2 separate regions of the Homo sapiens genome follow, and region 1 is linked to region 2. A link is a loop called in an ENCODE intact Hi-C map of the cell type or tissue named here. Cell type or tissue: MCF 10A. All regions are shown on one strand. Links, peaks and the distances in the headings refer to the core of each region. The heading gives the core; the rest is flanking DNA. Region 1 holds the start of TRP-CGG2-1 (tRNA-Pro (anticodon CGG) 2-1). Region 2 holds the start of LARRPM (LINC00240 antisense RNA regulating promoter methylation).

What was found. Hi-C counts contacts between places; a loop is a spot of excess contacts. Peaks named below come from ENCODE experiments on the same cell type or tissue, not always from the same donor. Only the 100,000 strongest peaks of a DNase experiment are listed, where the experiment ranks them.
Region 1: it touches region 2 in a loop (8-fold over the local background); 1 of 110 quality-filtered maps calls a loop at or near these places.

Annotation. Positions count from the first base shown.
Region 1 is chr6:27,088,268-27,095,215 of GRCh38, forward strand. TRP-CGG2-1 (tRNA-Pro (anticodon CGG) 2-1) reads left to right here and starts at 3,475; the gene lies at 3,475-3,546. RefSeq lists a silencer at 3,623-3,672. In MCF 10A, for the core only: no CTCF peak of the experiment used is centred there; a DNase peak (open chromatin) is centred at 3,634.
Region 2 is chr6:27,017,605-27,024,552 of GRCh38, forward strand. It overlaps LINC00240 (long intergenic non-protein coding RNA 240), which reads left to right. Exons shown (of 3, transcript NR_026775.2): 3 at 5,650-6,370. LARRPM (LINC00240 antisense RNA regulating promoter methylation) reads right to left here and starts at 2,702. Exons shown (of 1, transcript NR_026776.1): 1 at 1,762-2,702. TRI-TAT2-2 (tRNA-Ile (anticodon TAT) 2-2) reads left to right here and starts at 2,742; the gene lies at 2,742-2,835. RefSeq lists an enhancer at 2,447-2,706. In MCF 10A, for the core only: no CTCF peak of the experiment used is centred there; DNase peaks (open chromatin) are centred at 2,307 and 2,707.

The DNA of each region.
Region 1 (6,948 bases), core at 868-5,867, 71 kb after region 2:
TCCTCATCACCCCACCACCATGACCATCATCACCATCATCTCACCACAATCATCATCATGACCATCTTTATCAATATAATTTCTCTATTGAGCAACATTGTTCAACTTCCAACTGTCAGTCAATTGGTTGGAGGCCTGTGGCCAGACTTACAATAAAGATCCTGGACTGGCCCATTTCCTTAGTCCTCTCTCAACTGAATAAAAATTCAGGTGAATAGAAATGTCACCTGAAGAGAAACCTTATGAGAACTTCAGCAAGTAGAGAACCTCCCAAACTATAAAGATTTGGGAGGCAGTTTACACTGCTTGACTAAAAAGATGGGCTTCCAAGAGGAGATTTTTTAAAGTGTCATATCTTTGAGGGATTCAGTATTTGGTTTTAGTGGAATATAGAGACTTCAGAGTCATAAAACAGACACAGTCATAACGATTTGGGATGCAACTCTGTTTCAGGAGATCTTATACTGATATAAATATCTATTTTTAATTAAACTTTGTATTACATCTGTTTAAGATGTATAAAATAATTTTTGATATACATAGTGAAATGGTTACTATAGTCAAGCAAATTAACATATTCATTATCTCACAGTTATCCTTTGTGTCTCTATGTTAAAATTATCCAAAATCCACTCCTAGCGAATTTCCAGCATATACTACAATATTATCACTATTGTCCTCATGTTGTACAGTAGATCTGTATACTTATTCATATCAGATATCTACAGCTTTTTACCCTTTGGCCTATATCTCTTCATTTCCTCCTCTACTCTTCCACTCCGGATAATTATCTCTCTACTCTGTTTCTGTGTATTTGAGATTTTTGTTTGTTTTTGTTTTTTAGATTGCATATATAAGTAAGATCATGTAGTATTTTGTTTTCTATGCCTGGCTTATTTAGCTTAGCATAATGTCCTCCAGTTTCATCCATGTTGTTGCAAACGGCAGTACCTCCTTTTTTAAGGCTGGATAGTATTTCATTATATATATTCATATCACATTATACCACATTTATATATATATATATATACACACACACACACACACACGCACACACACACTATAATATGTATTATAATTTTTTTAATTTTTTTTTTTTGAGATGGAATCTTACTCTGTTGTCCAGGCTGGAGTGCAGTGGTGCGATCTTGGCTCACTGTGACCTCCGCCCCTAGAGTTCAAGCAATTCTCCTGCCTCAGCCTACTGAGTAGCTGGATTTACAGGCATGCGCTACCATGCCTGGCTAATTTTTGTGAGAGATGGAGTTTTTAGTAGAGACGGGGTTTTGCCATATTGGCCAGGCTAGTCTTGAATTCCTGACCTCAAGTGATCTGCCCACCTCGGCCTCCCAAAGTGCTGGGATTACAGGCATGAGCCACCGCACCCAGATGTATAATATATATATTATATATACACATTTTTATGCACACGCTTCTGCGTGCACACACACACACATACATCAGACAATTTTTTTCTCCATTCATCTACTGAGGAACATGGAAATGCAGATACCTCTACCAGGTGCTGATTTTATTTTCTTTGGGTATATATCCAACAGAGAAATTGCTGGGTAATTTGATATATGTATATATGTGTGTGGGTTTATGTGTATGTGTGTATGTTTGTATATGTATATAGAAATTTGGTGAATGAATCTTGTCATTTGTTGGGAAATTTTATATCCATTGTTCTAAGTTGTCTTCTGTAACTATATCTTTAAGCCACATTTTCTATTTTCCAAGAAATTTGAGTTTATGAATATATTCATATTTGCTAATGTAACTAAGCATGTTATTATGCATGATCTACATGGCCTAGACAAGGACAATAAACATCTCTGTAAAATGACTGGAATATAAGTCCTACGTGGGTCCCCTGATGTGTGTAATGATGCTGATGTTTAGTAATCTTTAAATAATGACCTTTCTCTGGAGTCTGAGTTCCCACTGGTATAAAAGTAAATGAACTATTTATTATCCTTAGAAAAGTTGGATTTGGGAAGGGAAATGTATATTATACTACAAAAATGAAGAGAGAACGAGGGTTTGGGGTTGAGAGTGTGGGTCTGTATATAAAGTATGTGATCCCATTACCATTGTGTTGAGTTCAGAAATTAGTAAACTAATCTATTCAGTTGATTTCAAGATGAACAGAAGTGCTCTAAGTTGTGTGTCAAAGAACAGGTTCTCTGGGAAATTGTTGGGTTCAGGACAAATAATTATTTTCCACACTGAAATATTTAACCTTTGATTTAACATCTCAATATAGTCCTATGTCCCAGCTCCATCTATGCATGAACATGAGATGCTATTTCTTGAGGAGAAAAACATATTTTCATGGAAGTGGAATGTTGAGTCTGAACCATAATCACTTCTAAGTTTTAGGGCAGTTAGGAATGATTACTACTCCTAGGTGTGTGTTTCAGAGGAGTTAGTCAAGATTTTTTAGGTTTTCATAGTACAAAGAAAGCAGTCGGATTGCAATAAGAATCTCACTATTCTAATATTAGTAAGGTGGGCAGGAGTTAGAGGAATGCCTAGTAGCCTCATAATTATTTTGATCCGCTCAGTAAATCCATGTCAAAATTCAAATTAAGTACTAGTTTAAATCTACTCTCCCTTTCAGAAAATATTGATTTCTCTTCACACATATTCAAGATAATCCTTATTTTGATTTGTCCTTGCAAGAGAGTTTCATTTTTAGTAAATAAACAGGTACTCTATAATAATTATTGGATAATTGAAAGAATGAACTGAATGAGATCTTTTAAATTTTTGAAGGTATCAAATTCGGGACAGCAAAATGAAATTGAAAATATGTATTAATTCAAAACATAAATTTTAACATGAATGTAAAATGTGGCTTAGATGTATCAGCTAATGATCTGTTGTAAAAACTTTCTTTGCATTTAACCGAAAGTTTTTGTAACTTTCTTAAATCTGTATGTAGGAAGAAGTTAGTAAACTAACCAAATACATCTTGGTACTCCTGAAAAGTTGACCTTAAGAAATCTCTTATAAGTAGAATTTTGCTGAGATTAGGAATATTCTTTCTGAAAAACTTCTGGTAGCGAAAATATTCCTTGTTAGAGCAAATCATCTAGAAGTCCCTCAGTAACAGTAATATCCAACTTTCAAAAAGGGTAGAAGTGAGATAAGGAAACTTGAAAACTCAAATTTTTCTAAAATATTTTAATTGAAAGCTAAAAATGGAAAAAATGAGTTAAATTACTTAGAGTAGTATAGCAAAGTAGAATAAAGGAGAAATGTTTCTACAGGTGACAAGTTTTACCATAGTATGGTAATTTAAGCTACCAGCAGACCATCCACAGAAATAGCCTTTCCAACCCTTTCATTTATGTAAATGATTGATGGAGTGATAAATATTATTTGGTAACAAATTCTTTGAGGAATAAAAATAAATAATTTGGGAATAAATCCTACAGTAAATATAAGCAAAAGCCATTTCTAAGTGGCTCGTTGGTCTAGGGGTATGATTCTCGCTTCGGGTGTGAGAGGTCCCGGGTTCAAATCCCGGACGAGCCCACTTCATTTTCGCCCAATAAGGTTTAAGGATATTTAAAGTATTTCCCCAAATAGTCATACCCAAAAATATGTACTTTCACCACATCAACAGTAGAATTGTCTAAGCAGGCGAGTACTGAATCCGGACTTCTTCTAAGGGCAGACACCGGAATGTTGATGCGGCTGCAGCTGCGCTCTCCCACCTCTGTCTGTCTCTTCTCAAACCCCGAAAGGAAGACCGTGGGCAGCTCGTGCGCGCGTGCGTGTGCGTGTTTAACCGAGTGCTGGAGGGGAAACGTGAGTTGCAGTCAACCGGTTATCTTCCTCTTATAGGAAGGAGGATTTTAATTTACACTTTTAACTCCAGCTTCGGTGATTACTCTCTGACTCCTAGTGTTTACTACTCCCGCCACACTGGAAAGTAAAAGTCTCCCCAAGTGCTGCTGGTGCCACTGCTCCCACTGCAGTCGACTGTTAGGGTGTCACACTCCTGCCTCTCCTGCTTTCCCCGGTCAGAGTTCATTCCTTTATTTCTTCAACGGATGCATAGCCAATGAGTATGACATGTCACCCTTCAGTGCTGAAAGCTGTGGAGGCAGTGACGGAAAAACATGGTTTTATTTCTACAGAACTTAATATTACAAGTAATTAATTATTTACCATGATGACGCGTTTTGAGAAAGTATGGAATTCCCATGGAAGTATATAGCACCAGGGCTGACTATTGACTCTTGGGAATATTGCTAGCCCAGGTTCGTCTAACTGGAGAGAGAGACCACGAGGAGCAGTCATTAAGGCTGGAATTTCAAAGTTTTTCTCATCCCATGCTCTGGAAATTTGCGGGTACTTTGTTGAAAACACTCAGGAGAATTGATTAACACTGGAATTCGAAACAGGGAAAAAATGGAGAGGAAGATATCAATCCAGTTATTTTGCTCATGCTGTCTAAATTAAAATATTTCCTCAGAATAACTGTTTTGTTTGCTTTTGTGGCCAAGACTGAAAGTGGACACCCACTCCCCGACCCCAATTTCGTTCTAGCTTCATGGACCTCACAGAGGCTCAGCTCGCTCTGCTCATCTTGGTATTCTGAAAGTGTGGATCTTTTTACCTTTCCTTTTTCTGACCAACTTTAAGGGCCACTGAGTATGAAGATGCACATCCTTATTCATAGGTGGGGTGTAATATATTGTCTCTTTTTATAAATAAAATATAAGTGTATAATTTATTTGTAAATTAATGTGTATAATTTATTTGTAATTTAATTTTATAACTTGGAATAGTGTTACTTATTAAGTTTGAAATTCAAAAGGAACTTCCTCTGACCTCTGTTCATTAAGAATTTTCTCTGAATGCAGAAAGTCAGTGTGATGTCATCTAGGCAGAAGAGATTGAATGACCCTTCTCAACAAGGAATTTTACTATCCTAAGAGGGATAAGTTGGACATTTTGACATGTAAAAGTCTGATAGTAAATGACACAGGCAGTCCATTCTAAAATGGTTCCCAGAGTCAATAAATTGGACTCATGGTCTTAGTTTCCAGTTATTTTTAGGGCTTAATTATAATTATGGACCAGCAATCAAAGATCACTAGGCATCATTAGACACTGAAGTTAGTGTCCAATCTGAGAAACAGTGATTTTTTAAAAGCTATTTTAAGAAAGGGAGAGAAAGAATGCTGTACAAAAGGATAACTCTATAGAAGTCTCTTGAAATTAAAATTATGAGAGTAGAAAGAAAAAACTTAATAGAACAATTAACATAAAACCTGAAGGGCATCTCCAAAATGTGGAGTAAAAATATAAGGGGAAACTCCAGCAATTGTGATTCTTGATATATACTCAAATGAGTTGAAAAACCATATCCACACAAAAACCTTCACATCAATGTTTATAGCAGCTTTATTTGGATTTGCTAAAACATAAACAATCAAGATGTACTTCAATAGGTGAATGGATATATTTAATGCAAACTATGGCACAATGGATGGACTATTAATTCATGATAAAAAGAAAGGAGCTATCAAGACAGGAAAAGACATGGAGGAATCTTAAAAGCATACTGCTAAGTGAAAGAAGCCAATCTGAAAAGGCCACATACTGTATATATGATTCCAACTATATAACGTAGTGAAAAAGGTAAAAATATGTAAACAGCAAAAAAGAGCAGTCATTGCTAAGAGGGAGGGAGGGAGGGAAGGATGAAGAGGCGAAGCACAGGGAATGTTTAGAGTGGAGATACTATTATACATGATACAGTAATGATGGACACATGCCATTATACATTTATCAAAGAGGAAAGAGTTACAACATAATCCATAAGAGTTACAACAAAGAAAGTGAACCTAAAGTAAACTACAAATTTTAGTTAATATTAATGTATCAATATTGGTTCATCAGTTGTAACAAATGGACCACAATCGTATAAGATTTAATAATAAGAGAAGCTATAGGAAGGATAGGAGATATATGGGAACTCTTTGTACTTTCTCTTCAATTTTTCTGTAAATAAAAAACTGCCTAAAAATGTCTATTAATTTTTTAAAAGTAAAAAGAATGTAACCAGGAAAGAGCAGTAAAAACAAAACAAAAGGTAGAGGAAACATACTGGAGATTTAAAATCCAAGTAAAGGAAGGGAAGGAAGGAAGGAAGGAAGGGAGGGAGGGAGGAGAGGGAGGGAGGGAGAGAAAGAGAGAGAAAGAAAGAAAAAGAAAAAGGAACAAAAGAAAAGAAAAGAAAATTAGCCGAGTGTGGTGGCACACGCCTGTAGTCCCAGCTACTTGGGAGGCTGAGGCAGAGAATCACCTGAACCCAAGAGGCAGAGGTTGCAGTGAGCTGAGATTGCTCCACTCCACTCCAGCCTGGGCAAGAGAACAAGACTCTGTCTCAAAAAAAAAAAAAAAAAAAAAAAAAAAAAGGGCAGAGAACACAGAAATCAGAAAACTAGCAACAACGAAAAACAAGCTAATATCCCTAACCGAAATACAGGATTTAATGATGTAATAGAGTTCCCAAAACAAGGAATGGAAACAGAAACACACTAAAGCATATCTTTCAGACATTGCAGAACATTGAGGACAAGGAAATTATCCTGAAATAGATAAATAAAAGCTAACTGCAAATGTAGACTCCATAATTAGAATGACTTTGTACTTCTCAAAATGAATACTGGAAGCTAGAAGAAAATAGAGAACTCTCTCAAAATCCTGAAATAAATTTCAAAAGCCTGAAAAATATTTCCCAGACAAACATTCAATCAAGTTGCTGGAGAAGTATTGAAAAGTCTCATCGACCACGGTGAAACCCCGTCTCTACTAAAAATACAAAAAAAATTAGCCGGGCCTGGTGGCGGGCGCCTGTAGTCCCAGCTACTCGGGAGGCTGAGGCAGGAGAATGGCGTGAACCCGGGAGCCGGGGCTTGC
Region 2 (6,948 bases), core at 733-5,732:
GGAAAAGACAGCCTCTTCAATAAATGGTGTTGGGAAAACTGGGAACCCACATACAAAATAAAAAAATTACACCCTTATCTTACACCTTACATAAAATTCAACTCGAAATAGGTTAAAGACTTAAACAGAAGACCTGAAATTGTAAAACTCCTAGAAGAAAATGTAAGGGAAAACCTCCTTGACACTGGCCTTTGTAATGATTTCTTGGACAGGACACCAAAAGCTCAGGAAACAAAAGCAAAAGTAAACAAGTGAGACTACATCAAACGAAAAATCTGCACAGAGAAGAAAACAATGGGCAAAACGAAAAGGCAACTATTGGTTGGGAGAAAATATTTGTAAACCATGTATCTGATAAGGAGTTAATATCCAAAATATATAAGGTATATATATATATACACATACAACTCAATAGCAAGAAAACCAAATCTAATTAAAAAATAGGTAAAGAACCTGAACAGATATTTTCCCAAGGATGACATAAAAAATGGCCAATAGAAAAAATGCTCAACATCTCTAATCATCATGGAAATGCAAATCAAACCCACAATGAGACATCATCTCAGACCTGTTAGAATAACCAATTTAAAAATATAAAAAATAACAAGTGTTGGCAATGTAGAGAAAAGGGAACCCTTTTACATTATGAGTGGGAATGCAAATTAGTACCGCCTTTATGGAAAACAGCAGTATGGCTGTTCCTCAGAAAATTACAAATAGAACTACCACATGATCCAGCAGTACCTTTTCTGGGTATATACTGTGAAAGTAAAATATCTTGCACCCCCAAAATCACTAGCTAAAAGGAAAATTCAAGCTGGAAACTGCTCAGTGCAAACTTGCCTCCCATTCTATTCAAAGTCATCCCTCTGCTCACTGAGATAGATGCATACTCTGATTGCCTCCTTTGGAAAGGTTTATCAGAAACTCAAAAGTAAGACCTGGCAGCCCCCTCCCTGCTTTGTCCCCGCCTTTCTGGATGGAACCAATGTACTTCTTACATATATTGACTGATGTCTCATGTGTCCCTAAAATGTATAAAACTAAGCTGTGCCCCGATTACCTTGGGCACAGGTAGTCAGAACTCCCTGAGGCTGTGTCACAGGGGTGTGTCCTCAACCTTCGCAAAATAAACTTTCTAAATTAACTGAAACGTGTCTCAAATTTTCGGTGTTCACATCCGCAAAGGAAATGAAATCAGGATCTCGAAGCAATAACTGCATGCCCATCTTCATTGAAACATTATTCACAATAACTAAGATATGGAATCGACCTAAGTGGCTGTCCACCAATGAATGGATAAAGCACATATAGTTTATACACACAATAGAATATTATTCATCCTTAATAAAGAAGATCCTGCTGTTTGCAACATGGATGAACCTCGATGTCATTATGCTAAGTGAAACAAGCCAGACACAGCAAGAAAAATACTGCATGATCTCTTATGTGGATTCTAAAAAAGTCAAATACATAGAAGCAGAGTAGAACAGTGGTTACCAGGGGTGGAGACGTATGGAAATGGTTAAGATGTTGGTCAAAGGATACAAAGTTGCAGTTCTATAGGATGAATAAGTCTAGAGATGTAATGCATAGCATAACTATAGTTAATACTGCATTGTGCATTGGAAACTTGCGGAGAGTACATTTCATGCGCTCTCACCACTTACACAAAATAGTAACTGTGAAGAGATGTATTATGTTAATTAGCTTGACTGTAGAAATCATTTCACTGTGTACATGTATCAAAACATCATGTTGTACACCTTAAATATATAGTTTTTATTTTTAAAACACTGTTTGGGATTAAAAGCCCAGCTAATTCTGCCTTAATATCTCATTCTTATCCACAATGTCCACCCATAAGAAAGACGCCCGATACTCCGTGTAAACACACACTCCCCATCTCCCATACAAATTTACCTTCTAGAGAGAGCCCTTTTCCCCAAACTCTCCTCTCAAAACACTCTGAAGCACAAGGTCTTTAGCCTAGTTAGACATTTTCTGAAAAACTTAGTTTAACTCAGCGTAGAGACACCATGAATTTCAGAGACCCAGTCCTGGGCCTGCTTCAGTTGCTTTAGCCTAGAGTTTCAACTCCCAGGTCCCGGGGAGGGATGCTCCAAGGAAGAAATAGAGGCCCTATTCCAGGGCTGTTTCTCGCAGACTAGCCACAGAAAATGCAGCCCAGCGCCACTTCCTTTCAGTAGCAACACGTTTCCAACACGTTTGTTAAGCGGGAACGGAAGTGAGCGGAAAGGAATGCGTTTGGTAAATCCCACTTTAAGGATTTCGTAATCCTCCCAGGGATTCCCACCACCCGCACTCCACTCGCAGACTGCGGGCCTTCCTCCGACGCTGGGAGAAGGACCCTGGGAGAGGCAAGGGAAGGGCTCCGGAACCAGCGCAGCAGCGGGACGCTAGCCCGCCCACACGGCGGCCACTTGAAGGTCCTCCAGGGAACACCTGAGGCAGTGGGAGCGTCTGCCCTTTCCTAAGTCTCCTTGGAAAGAAGTATTCGCTTTCGTTTCCGCAAACAAAGCATGCTCCGCGCTTTCAGGACCGGTGGCTCCCGTGGAGACCGCAGCGGAACCCAGTCCGCCTTCGCACGCGTCCGGGGGAGAAGCGGCCCCAGGACTAAGGGCGCGCGCCCGAGGAACCGGTGCTGTGACGACCAGAGCAAACACGCCGGATGTTCCTGTGTAGGCTGTGTAAGGAGTGACCGGAAGTAGAAACTGGGTGCTCCAGTGGCGCAATCGGTTAGCGCGCGGTACTTATATGGCAGTATGTGTGCGAGTGATGCCGAGGTTGTGAGTTCGAGCCTCACCTGGAGCATTGTTTTCCAACCCAAAATAGCATTACTTGAAGTGCCTTTCCCCCTGTAATCCGACTCCATCGTCTTTAACGTGTTTGGAATTGTGTACACAGTTTATTGTTATTGGTTTCCTTAGCCTTTTTAGAACCAAGCAACGCCAATTACCAACAAAATCCGTTGCGCCGCAGTGAGTTAGCTACCTTCTATCTCCACTTTGTTCTGCACGTCGATCTCAGGTAAAGAACATCATCTCTTTACATCCTTCTTTCCACTTTGTTCTTAGGATCATCGATCATCGTTCCTCGGGGAGCCCCTGGCACATACTTAGTGCTAAGAAACTCCCATCAGGTGATAAGCATTGAACTCCATTTAAGGAAACTCAAAAGTGGGAAATAGTAAAAGGTTCCTGTCTGATTAAAGCTCTGATTGGGAGGGGTGTGGGGGGACTGATTTCTGACAACAGTGTCCCCTCCAGTATTTTTCCCCCACTTAATTTTACCCTGATAAAAATCAACAGTCATGGAAGATCTAGCAGCTTCTATCAACTGAGAAACAGCACCTGGTGTCCTCAGGCATTCAATTACCTGGACTTGGAAAAGGATGAGTGATAATAGACCCAGAAACCTGAAATCTTTAGAACAGCATTACAAGAATAAGCATATTGTTGTGGCTGAGGTGGGTAGGAAGTAGATAGGGATTTTGACTTTAAAATAGGCTTCCTCTCCCTATGACACCTGCAGTTTGCCTGGACATAGCTTTTATCATATGCTTCCCAACTCTTCAGCAAGAGAGGGAATTGAACTGAGTAATTGGGAGTTGTTTTCCTAGCTATAAAGATTGCCACAAATCTGAAAGCACATGTGTCCCACTTGGGACACGGAGGTGAGTGGAATTAAGCTGAGCACAGATAACTCTCTCTTGAGATCTGTATTCCTAAATGGGTCTTGCATGTATCTGGACATTGTCCACTCACAGACTCTCTCCTGAGAAAGGTTAGCGAGGTCCCGTTCAGGAATGCACCAGATGATAATAAAGTGAACACCTTCTCACTTTGTAGCTCTTGCTAAGCCACTGGAGTACCTTAAAAGCTATCAAAGCATAATCTTCAAATATATATATAGTAACTAATCACCAAATATTTATTTAAGTCACTAATGAGAAAAGGAGGAGTATGGTAAACTGATTGCAATGGCAATAGAAAAGGCTGGTAAAGGTATAGTCAGTGGGGGAAAAATAATGCTGACATGAGATTGCAAGTTTAAGTAAAAAACTAGCTAATGTCCTATGAGGCAGTGAAAACTATGGCCTTTGGGATTATTTTTATCTAAAAGACAGAAACTAGTTGCATCTTTACTGGGTAAAAATCATTCAAAACTTAATATTCTACATAATGACATTTAACCTTGTAATCTATTTTCTAATCATTAGTAAATAGTGACCTCCAAAAGTTCCATTAACTTAGAGGATTACTTGCCCCTTCAGTGGGCTTGTTAGACAATGCTCTAGTATTATTTTGAAAGAGTACTAATATCTTTTTTTTTTGCCTTATATTAACTTTTGGATATTTTTTCTGAATAGATTTAGCACCTTAATTCAATTATTTTATCTCTGTTCCTGATCAGTTGAAGGTATTATTGAGTGTCTTCAGACAGTGTTTAAAAAATGGTGACCTTTGCCATAAAGAATTTTTGTGAACTGGCTTAAGCCAGTTTTGTGATACACAACTTTGGGTGCTTTTGGTAGATGTCTGTAGGCAGCTTACTTTATAGTACTTTATACTATACCTTACTTTATAGTATAAAGTAAGGGATAGTTAGCTACAACATACCAACGAGTTATAGTGATAGAAGATCTTCAACAAAATTTTGTACATATATAGTCATTTATTAGAAAGCAAGCAAAAAACAGTCATAAAACCTGTTCTCTAAGCTCAATGAAGTTCCCACGGTTTTGTCATTTGTTTTTGTTGTTGTCATTGTTGTTTTACTAACTTCAAAACTACCTTTCATGAAAGCTTTGCTTGAGGCAAATGCAACAATATTTCAGAGTGAGGATTCAGCCAAACATCTCTAAGAAGAAAACCTCTGGACACAGCAGGACACAGAAATACTGAAATCTCCAGCCTAGGGCACCATCCCTCAAGTTAAAGGCTAGAACTCATTTAATTTTTATTCCCTTTGAACAGTGTCTCTTAAATATTTAATTCATTTTGGGAACCGCTAATTTACCCAGGGAGACTATATTTCTAATATTTTTTTCCCTTCACACCATGGGATCTTTGTTTCTAATATATTAATTAACTAATTAACAAGGACAAATTTCATCAAAGAAAACCAGTATCCAATATTCCATTATACTAATTATGGCAGCCTCTGGTGTTTATCAAAAATAAAGAAAACTGAAGTACTTTTGGTGGCCACTTCAGCAGTGTGGTTTTATTATGTTAAATGACAATCCTCCAGATTGTGATATCAGGGCAAGGGACTGACTCTAGAATCATTTAAAATCATTTTAATATACACATTCGTATTATACAGCACAGTTGATTAAATTATTGCTCCTTCTCTATATCCACACCCTTTTTGTGGGTGGAGAGTTTGTCTTCACTTGTGGTAGACTGGATTCCTGAAAATGACTGAAACAGTATCCCTCGTTCCCTTCTGCAATGTGAGCTTGGCACCTCCTCAGCTAGAAGTAGAGTCTGTTTCCCTTCACCTTGAATTTGGTTTGGGTTTGTAACTACTGTGAGCAATGGAATGCAGTAAAAATAACATTTTGTGATTTCTCAGCCCAGGCAGTAAGAAAACATATCAGCTTCCACTTTTACCTTTAAGGAGAAGCCAGCTCCCATGTTAAGAAGTTCAAATACCTAGAGACTGCGATGGTTTGCAGAGGCTCAAGCTAACCACATGGAAAGACATGGAGAGATATTCCTTGCCAACCCTCAACTACTCCAACTATTCTAAGACATCAAACCTGTGAGTGAAAAAGCCATCTCATACCTTACAACTCTAGCAGATGCCACATAGTGTAGAGATAAGCTCTCTCTGTCATTCTCTGTCAAAATTGTAAAATCATAAGCAAATAAATAATCACAGTTGCTTCAAGTTACTACATTTGAGCATAGTATTTTAAGCCACTGCATTTGAGATGGTTTGTTATACAGCAATAGATAACTAAAAAACAAAGTCCCTTGATTTAGACTTGTCCACTCAACTTGCTTGGCCAATGGAATGGGGTAGAAGTGATGGTGTGCTTATTCCCAGCCTGGGCCTTAAAAGGCTTTGCCTATTTCCACTTGCCTTCTTGTACTTCTGCTATTGTCATAAGAAAAACAAACCGCAGGTCACCCACCGGTCTGAAGAGGAGGATGAGAGACAAAGAAAAAAGTTGTCTGGCTGCCTCTGCTGTCTACAGATTGAAGAAGATCCATCCAGCTGAGCCCAGCCTAGACCAGCTGACTTCTCCAATAAGCCTGTATGAAATAAATGCTTATTGTTATGTGACCTTGAGCTTTGAAGATAGTTTGTTATGCAATAATTGTTGATTCTTTCACCCTGTCTTTGTTGAACTGTTATAGACGTCTTAATAGGAGTTCACAATTCAGTTATTCCGGCATGATCACAAACTCATTAGGAATAGAACAGAGAATATGAAAAGCATCTATTTTAGTTCATTTTGTGTTGCTATAACAAAATACCTAAGACTGGGAAGTTTATAATGAACATAAATTTATTGGCTCATGGTCTTGGAAGCAAGGAAGTTCAAAATCAAGGGACTAGCATCTGGCGAGAGACTTCTTGTTGCCTCACCTTATGGCAGAAGGTCAAAGAGTGGGTGGTGGGGGGCAGGGGAGAGAACAAGAGGGGGCAGAACTCTTCATTTTATAAGAAACTCAGTCCTAAAATAATGGCATTAATCCACTCATGAGGGTGGAGCCCTCATAATTTAAACACTTTTTAAAGATCCCACTTTCCAATACTGCCCCACTGGGGATCAAGTTTCCAACACACCAACATCACTTTATCCATATTTTCCCATCAATATTTACCCTACCCTTTCTGGAGAATAAAAGGGAAGCAAGCAAATTTCATGTCCTTTGCAAAATTGTGGTCTGTAACCTCAAAGCCTAT